2 separate regions of the Homo sapiens genome follow, and region 1 is linked to region 2. Evidence: chromatin contacts called from ENCODE Hi-C or POLR2A ChIA-PET data. All regions are on one chromosome and are shown on one strand. Each heading gives the region's core, a stretch centred on a gene start or an enhancer-like site at or near the end of the contact. The rest is flanking DNA. Distances are from core to core; before and after follow the strand shown.

What was found. Hi-C counts contacts between places; a loop is a spot of excess contacts on that map. ChIA-PET counts read pairs that join two places held with the same protein, here RNA polymerase II (POLR2A). Pooled maps may share reads with other maps.
Region 1: a loop to region 2 is called in a map of PC-9, with 6 times the contacts of the local background. The contact joins the promoter of TM4SF19 here to the enhancer-like site in region 2. A Hi-C loop is called at or near these places in 1 of 168 maps with a recorded cell type or tissue (PC-9) and 1 of 50 pooled maps. POLR2A ChIA-PET finds 5 or more read pairs at or near these places in 2 of 52 experiments (IMR-90 and naive thymus-derived CD4-positive, alpha-beta T cell).

The regions. Positions count from the first base shown.
Region 1 is chr3:196,336,418-196,340,156 of GRCh38, reverse strand. TM4SF19 (transmembrane 4 L six family member 19) reads left to right here and starts at 1,769. Exons shown (of 5, transcript NM_138461.4): 1 at 1,769-1,893. It overlaps TM4SF19-DYNLT2B (TM4SF19-DYNLT2B readthrough (NMD candidate)), which reads left to right and starts at 1,737. Exons shown (of 6, transcript NR_037950.1): 1 at 1,737-1,893. RefSeq lists a silencer at 1,465-1,636 and enhancers at 1,385-1,679, 1,046-2,245.
Region 2 is chr3:196,134,949-196,138,846 of GRCh38, reverse strand. No RefSeq gene overlaps it. Among named protein-coding and RNA genes, the nearest start is that of LINC00885, 5.7 kb to the left of the region's middle. RefSeq lists an enhancer at 2,297-3,097. Within about 2 kb of position 2,091, at least 6 of the 41 ENCODE cell types and tissues checked have a DNase peak (open chromatin) inside an H3K27ac peak, as active enhancers do; they include PC-9, where a contact is called at or near this core.

The DNA.
Region 1 (3,739 bases), core at 520-3,019, 200 kb before region 2:
GGCCGAGGCAGGAGGATCACTTGAGCCTAGGAGTTCGAGACCAGACTGGGCTACATGGTGAGACCCCATCTGTACACGAAATTAAAAAATCAGCTGGCGTGGTGGCGCTTGCCTGTGGTCCCAGCTACTCAGGAGGCTGAAGTGTGAGGATCACTTGAGCCTATGAAGGCAAAAGGCTGCAGTGAGTCATGATTGTGCCACTGCACTCCCGCCTGGATGACACAGCAAAACCGCCTTTTTTTTTTTTTTTTTTAAAGAAAACTGTTTGATTCCATTTATGTGAAATTCAAGAACAACTAAAACCTAATCAATTATTATAAGAGCCAAAATGAAAGTTAACACTGGGGACAAGGGATACGAATGACAGGCGACACAATGAAACCTCTGGGGATTTGGAATGTCCTGTATCTTGATTTCTGTGCTGGTTCACCAGGGTATACATGTAAAAATTCATCAGACTTTAACATTAAGATTTGTGCACTTTAGGCTGGGCGTGCTGGCTCACACCTGTAATCCCAGCACTTTGGGAGGCGGAGGCGGGTGGATCGCCTGAGGTCGGGAGTTTGAGACCAGCCTGACCAACATGGAGAAACCGTGTTTCTACTAAAAATACAAAATTAGCCAGGCGTGGTGGCACGTGCCTGTAATCCCAGCTACTTGGGAGGCTGAGGCAGGAGAATTGCTTGAAGCCAGGAGGCAGAGGTTGCAGTGAGCTGAGATTGTGCCACTGCACTCCAGCCTGGGAACAAGAGTGAAACTCCGTCTCAAAAAAAAAAAAAAGAAAAGAAAAGATTTGTGCACTTTACTGTATATAATATCTAGATGTTTAAAATGCAATGGGAGCATAGAGAAAGAAGTACCTAACTCGGAGTAAAGAAATCCTGGCAGACTTCACTGGGAATGTTTGAACTGAATCTTGAATAGGAGCTTGTCCATAGAGGGTCACGGATCTCCCACACAGAGAGCACCACAAAATCCTCAGCAATTTGGTGAGAGTATGGTACAAGATGATAGTGGCCTGGGGCTTGAACAAGAGGCTGAGTGCGGTGGCTCACACCTGTAATCTCAGCACTTTGGGAGGCTGAGGCGAACACCTGAGGTCAGCAGTTCGAGACCAGCCTGGCCAAAATGGCAAAACCCCGTCTCTATTAAAAATACAAACATTAGCCGGGCATGGTGGCAGGTGCCTGTAATCCCAGCTACTCAGGAGGCTGAGGTGGGAGGATTGCTTGAGTGTGGGAGGCGGAGGTTGCAGTGAGCCGAGATCATGCCACTGCACTCCAGCCTGGGTGACAGAGTGAGACCCTGTCTCAAAAAAAAAAAAAAAAAAAAGTTAGACGTCTAGTACAGGAACCATGCAACACATCGAGTCAGCCAAGGGCAAGGTAAGGAGAGTGATGAGGAAAAAGGGGTGGCTGCCCTGCTCGGTGCTGTTCTGTCAAAGAGCCGAAATTCTTCGCGGGGTGGCAGATGAGGACAGGAACAGCTGGGGTGTGGCAAGTGTTGCTGCCTGGGGAGAGCGGAGGGTGAGGTGTTTCTCACGGGTGCATCCAGTGACTCATCAGGACAGCGGAGCTCATGAGGCCATGTCTCCCGTTTCCTGCCTTAGAATCACATGAAAATGAGCAGAGGGTGGGTCATCAGGACAGGGCTCTCCGGGGAGCGGAAGCGCCTTCAATGCAGGCCTGTGGGCAGGGGCGTGGGGGCGCGCACACACACACGCCTGGGTGACCTCTACGTATATACAGAGCCTCCCTGGCCCTCCTGGAAAGAGTCCTGGAAAGACAACCTTCAGGTCCAGCCCTGGAGCTGGAGGAGTGGAGCCCCACTCTGAAGACGCAGCCTTTCTCCAGGTTCTGTCTCTCCCATTCTGATTCTTGACACCAGATGCAGGTAAGCAGAGATGAAAGGGTGAGGTGACGGCCAGGGAACAGCCTAGCCTCACAGATGAGAGTGCACGCTTCCACTCCAGTGAGCCTGGCTCTGCAGCTTGGCGTCTGTGTGACTTTGCGCCATTCACTTACCTTCTCCTGTTGCCTCAGTCTGTCAACTTCTGGCCTTTGCACCTAGAATACTCTTCCTGCCTAGTATCTCATCGTCCATCAAGTTTGGGCATGGGCAGCCCTTCCTCCGGGAAGCTTCGTTTTGCTTCTGCCAGATAGGATTAGGTTCCTCCATGTGCTTCCATGACACCTTAAGTTGGATGCCCCTGCCTGGTACTTACTGTTACCAGCTGTGAATCCAGCGAGTCTGCAGCAAACTCAATCCTTGCCTTCTCGGGGGAGAGATTCGGCTGAGGGGCAGAAGTGGGTTTAAGGCAGAGGGAGAGGCTGAAGCAAGTTTGAGAGCAGGAGTGAAGGTTTATTAAAAAGTTTTTGAGCAGCAATGAAAGGAAGTAAAGTACACTTGGAAAAGGGCCAAGTGCGTGACTTGAGACACCCAAATGTGCTGTTAGACCCTTGACTTGGCGCCTGCCTGCCGCACAGGCACTTGGGAGGGGCCGCATGCGCAGTGTGTTTACTGAAGTCGTGCGCATGCTCACTTGAGGCGTTTTTCCCTTACCCGCGGAGCAGCACTAGAGGAAGGTCACACACACCAGCTAAACTCCACCATTTTGCTTCTTAGTGTAGATGCTTGAGCCCACTCGCCCAATTCCTGAGCTCTTACCAGGAAGCTGCTGATCACCAAGTTCAGGTATTTTCTATCTATTGGGAGACTGTCTTTCCCAACGCTGGCTGTGACCAATATTATTTTAGAAAGACAGTGTAACAACCGCCTGGCCATCACCTGATAGTCACCTGACATTACTGGGGTAGAGGCCCTCTCCCGCCCTGCTCATGTCTGCTCTATTTCTTACCACACTTGATTAGAATTACTTTTTGGCCAGCCTGACCCACATGGCGAAAACCCATCACTACTAAAAATACAAAATTAGCCGGGCGTGGTGCATGCCTGTAATTCCAGCTACTTGGGAGGCTGAGGCAGGAGAATAACTTGAACCCGAGAGGCGGAGGTTGCAGTGAGCCAAGAGCATGCCGCTGCACTCCAGCCTGGGCAACAAGAGCGAGACTGTGTCTCAAAAAAAAAAAAAAAAAAAAAAAAAAAGAATTGCTTTTTGCGTCAGCAGTGTCCCCACTAGACTTTAAGCTCCTCAAGGAAAGGGATTACATCTTTTTCATCGTTATATCCCTAGCCCCCCAAGTGTCTGTCAGGTAGTGATCACTTAATAAATATCCGACTGAAGGAAGAATGAAAGAAAAGCCTTGCTGGGTGGCGAGGGAGAGACACAGATGTAGAGAATGTGCGGTCTCTTCCTCCATGGAATTGAGCCGATCACTTCTGTTGTTGCCTGGACATCTAGCCGATGACGTGCTCACCTAGCTAGGACCTCAGGACAGAACAAGGAACTCCCCAGCAGCCTGGTTTTAAGGTTTTACCTTCTGATCTTGCTTGTCTCTTCAGATATCAAATTAGGCCACCTCTTTGCTAACCTCCTGGTTCACATTTTTGGAAGGGTTTCTCCAAATGTTATAATTTCTAGGGGAATAAAGTCAGGAGGAGGGGTGAAATTCACACGAAGCCGCAGTGCGGCAAGTGCTTTTAGTGTTTGATTGGCGGACAGCCAGGGCTCTGAATTCCACTCATCCAAAAGCCATGCTCCAGCTGGTAGTTTTCCCTCGCTGTCCATCATTTTTAGTTTCCCCTTTAAGAGTTTTCTGGGCTGGGCGCTGTGGCTCAC
Region 2 (3,898 bases), core at 842-3,341:
CATTTATTTATTTTTGTGTGTGTGCTGGAGTTTTTAAAAGCAAAGCCAAGACGTCACATGAATTTTCCTGTAAATATTCCAGTGAGCATGTAAACTGATAAGGGATTTTGAAAACATACATCTACCCTGCTATTACGCCCTCAACAAAACTAACAAAAATTCCTCAGTATCATCCAACAACCAGTCCATATCTTCATTTCCCAATAGGGTCAAATTATCTTTTCACAGCTGGTTTTGAAACAGGATAATAACACCAGGCACAGCGGCTCATGCCAGAGGATCGTTGAGCCCAGGAGCTCAAGGCTGCTGGGAACCACACTCACAACACTCCAGCTTGGGGGACGGTGCCAGACCCTGTCTCAAAAACAGACAGACAAACAGGATAATAAAGGTTAATTTTAAGTGGTGGCATATATTTTATGACTTTTTCTCTATTTTTCAGATTTTCTACCATAAACATGTATTGCTTTTATAACTTTTTAAAAATATAATTTTGAAAAAGAAAAAGATTTGGAGGAAGAGCTTGCAGCAAATAATGACAAAAGACAAGGTTCATAAATAGCTAATAAGACTGATAAGCTAGGCCAGGTATGGTAGCTCAGACCTGTAATCCCAGCACTTTGGGAGGCTGAAGTGGGAGGATCAACTTGAGCTCAGGAGTTTGAGGCCAGACTGGGCAACATAATGAGACCTCGTCTCTACTAAACATTTTTTTTTTTTTTTGGGGACGGAGTTTTGCTCTTGTTGCCCAGGCTGGAGTGCAGTGGTGTGATCTTGGCTCACTACAACCTCTGCCTCCCGGGTTCAAGCAATTCTCCTGCCTCAGCCTCCCAAGTAGCTGGGACTACAGGCATGTGCCACCATGCTCAGCTAATTTTTGTATTTTTAGTAGAAACAGGTTTTCACCATGTTGGCCAGGATGGTCTCGATCTCCTGACCTTATGATCTGCCCGCCTCAGCCTCCCAAAGTGCTGGGATTACAGGCGTGAGCCACCATGCCTGGCCACATTTTTTTTTTAAATTACCTAGGCCTGGTGACACATGCCTGTAGTCCTAGTTACCCAGAAGGCTAAGGTAGGAGGATTACTTGAGCCTGAGAGATCAAGGCTGCGGTGAGCTGAGATCGCACCGTAGCACTCCATCCTGGCAACAGAACCAGACCCTGTCTCAAACAAAAACAAAAACTGATAATGAGCAAAAAATATGAACTAAATTTTATTCGAGAGGAAGTTCAACAGTGAATAACACCACACTGTACCAGATGAAACTGACAAGATGCAACCATATCAACAGCACAAAAGCCCGTGCCGAGTTGGTTGGAAGGTACTCACATGCTGCTAGAAAAGTGTAAATTATTCCACTCTGGGGAGCAATGTAGCCATAAAGAATTTGGGGCCGGGTGCGGTGGCTCACGCCTATAATCCCAGCACTTTGGGAGGCCAACACAGGTGGATCGCTTGAGGCCAGGAGTTCGAGACCAGCCTGACCAACATGGTGAAACCGTTTATCTGGTAAAAATACAAAAATTAGCTGGGTGTGAAGGCACATGCCTGTGGTCCCAGCTACTCAGGAGGCTGAAGCATGAGAATCGCTTGAACCCAGGAGGTGGAGGTTGCAGTGAGCCGAGATCACTCCACTGCACATCAGCCTGGGCAATACACTGAGACTCCGTCTCAAAAATAAGTAAGTAAATAAATTAAAATTATGTATAAATATGTTGTCCTTCAACAGCAAAAAGAAGAAAATATCCAGCAAGAGAATAATGAAGAAATAACTGATGGCGCATCAGCTTGGTGGCATATCAGGTTGCCATTAAAAATTCTACTTATGGGCCAGGCGCAGTGGCTCACGCCTGTCATCCAGCACTTTGGAAAGCCGAGGCAGGTGGATCACCTGAGGCCAGGAGTCTGAGACCAGCCTGGCCAATATGGCGAAACCCTGTCTGTACTAAAAATACAAAAATTAGATGGGCATGGGGTGGTGCACGCCTGTAGTTCCAGCTACTGGGAGGCTGAGGCAGGAGAATCCCTTGAACCCGGGAGGCGGAGGTGGCAGTGAGCCGAGATTGCGCCATTGCCCTCCAGCCTGGGCGACGAGAGCAACACTCTGTCCTGAAGGGGGAAAAAAAAAATTCTACTTATGAAGACTACAGGATTGTGAATGAACATTTATGATAAAAATATTACACAAGCAAAAAATAAATAATGACTCTGACTACAGCGAAATAAAATATGTACATGCCTGGACAAGCTGGAAGAACTAGACAGGAAGAAAACAACCTTGTTGGGCTCGAATGCTGAGATCATAGGTGGTTCGTTTTTCCTTTGCAGTTTTTTTTAATGCCTTTATATTGTTTATACAATAATTCTTTTGAAGAAGTCAGGATGTGGGTGAAGGGTTGGAGTAAGGTGGAAAATGTACCAGCATGCCTCGTCTCCTCCTTCTTGGAAGTCTGTGCCTCCAGCCTCCTGCTTGGGGTTGTCACTGCCCCACAGCCTGGGAGACTGGAAGGGAGCCGGTGAGGTCAACTCCATTTCTGTGGCCACTGGCAGGCCCTGGTGCCTGAGGCACTGCAGAAACAGACATGCTGGCTGCTCCCTTTTTCTCAGCCCACCTGCCTGCTGAGTTCTTTACATATTTTATCTCGATTTAATCCTTACAGAACTCAATGAGGTAGGTGCCCAATGAGAGTCGGGCAAGTTACCCAACTCTCAAAGCTGGAGAGCTGGGTGAGTTGCCTGAGGTCACACAGTGGGTAGAGAACACAGCCAAGTTCAAGGCTCTGCCCTTCACCTCTGTTTCCCACTGCTGTGCTGAGCTCACCAGGGAGCTATGCCGCCCAGCTGGCTGTGCAGTGGGGCAAGCTCTTCAACCTCTCCAGTCTCCTATGCACTCTTCGGTGATAAGTCGAGGGGTTCTGGGGAGGAATCTGCCTCCCTGGACCTGGACTCAGAGCTCCTCATGGGTCTGAACAGTGCAGAGGATGGTTGGACCATCCCCTCCACGGTCTCACTGTCCATCCATGCATTCAATTCACATCTGCAAGCTCTGTCTATGTACCAGGCACTATGCGACCTCTGAGATATGTGTACTAAGACACAGACCCCATCAGACAAAGGGAGGGACACACATCAACAGAGAAGTATCATGAAATATCCTTTCTTTTTATTTGAGACAGTCTCACTGTTACCCAGGTTGGAGTGCAGTGGTGTGATCACAGCTCACTGCAGCCTCAACCTCCTGGGCTCAGGGGGTCCTCCCACCTCAGCCTCAGGAGTAGCTGGGAGTACAGGTGCACACTACCACGCCCGGCTAATTTTTTTTTTTTTTTAGATGGGGTCTCACTCTTTGCCCAGGCTGGAGTGCAGTGGCACGATCTCGGCTCACTGCAACCTCCGACTCCTGGATTCAAGCGATTTTCCCGCCTCAGCCTCCCGAGTAGCTGGGATTACAGGCACCCACCACCACACCCGACTAATGTTTGTATTTTTAGTAGAGACGGGGTTTCACCATGTTGGCCAGGCTGGTCTCAAACTCCTGAGTTCAGGTGATTCACCCACCTTGGCCTCACAAAGTGCTGGGATTACAGGCATGAGCCACTGTGCCCGGCCTAATTTTTGTATCTTTTGTACAGACAAGGTTTCTCCATGTTGCCCAGGCTCGTCTGGAACTCCTGGGCTCAAGTGATCCTCCCACCTCAGCCTCCCAAAGTGCTGGGATTACAGGTGTGGGCCACCGTGCTCAGCAAATGAAATTCTTGATTCCAATGTCACCTGCTCAGAGAGGATGAGCTGGGCCATGTATTTAGAGTATCTCTGCACAGCCACTCACTGTCCTATCTCCCCGGTGCTTCGCATACATTTTTCACCGTTTGAAATTCTCTTCGTTACGAGTAAGT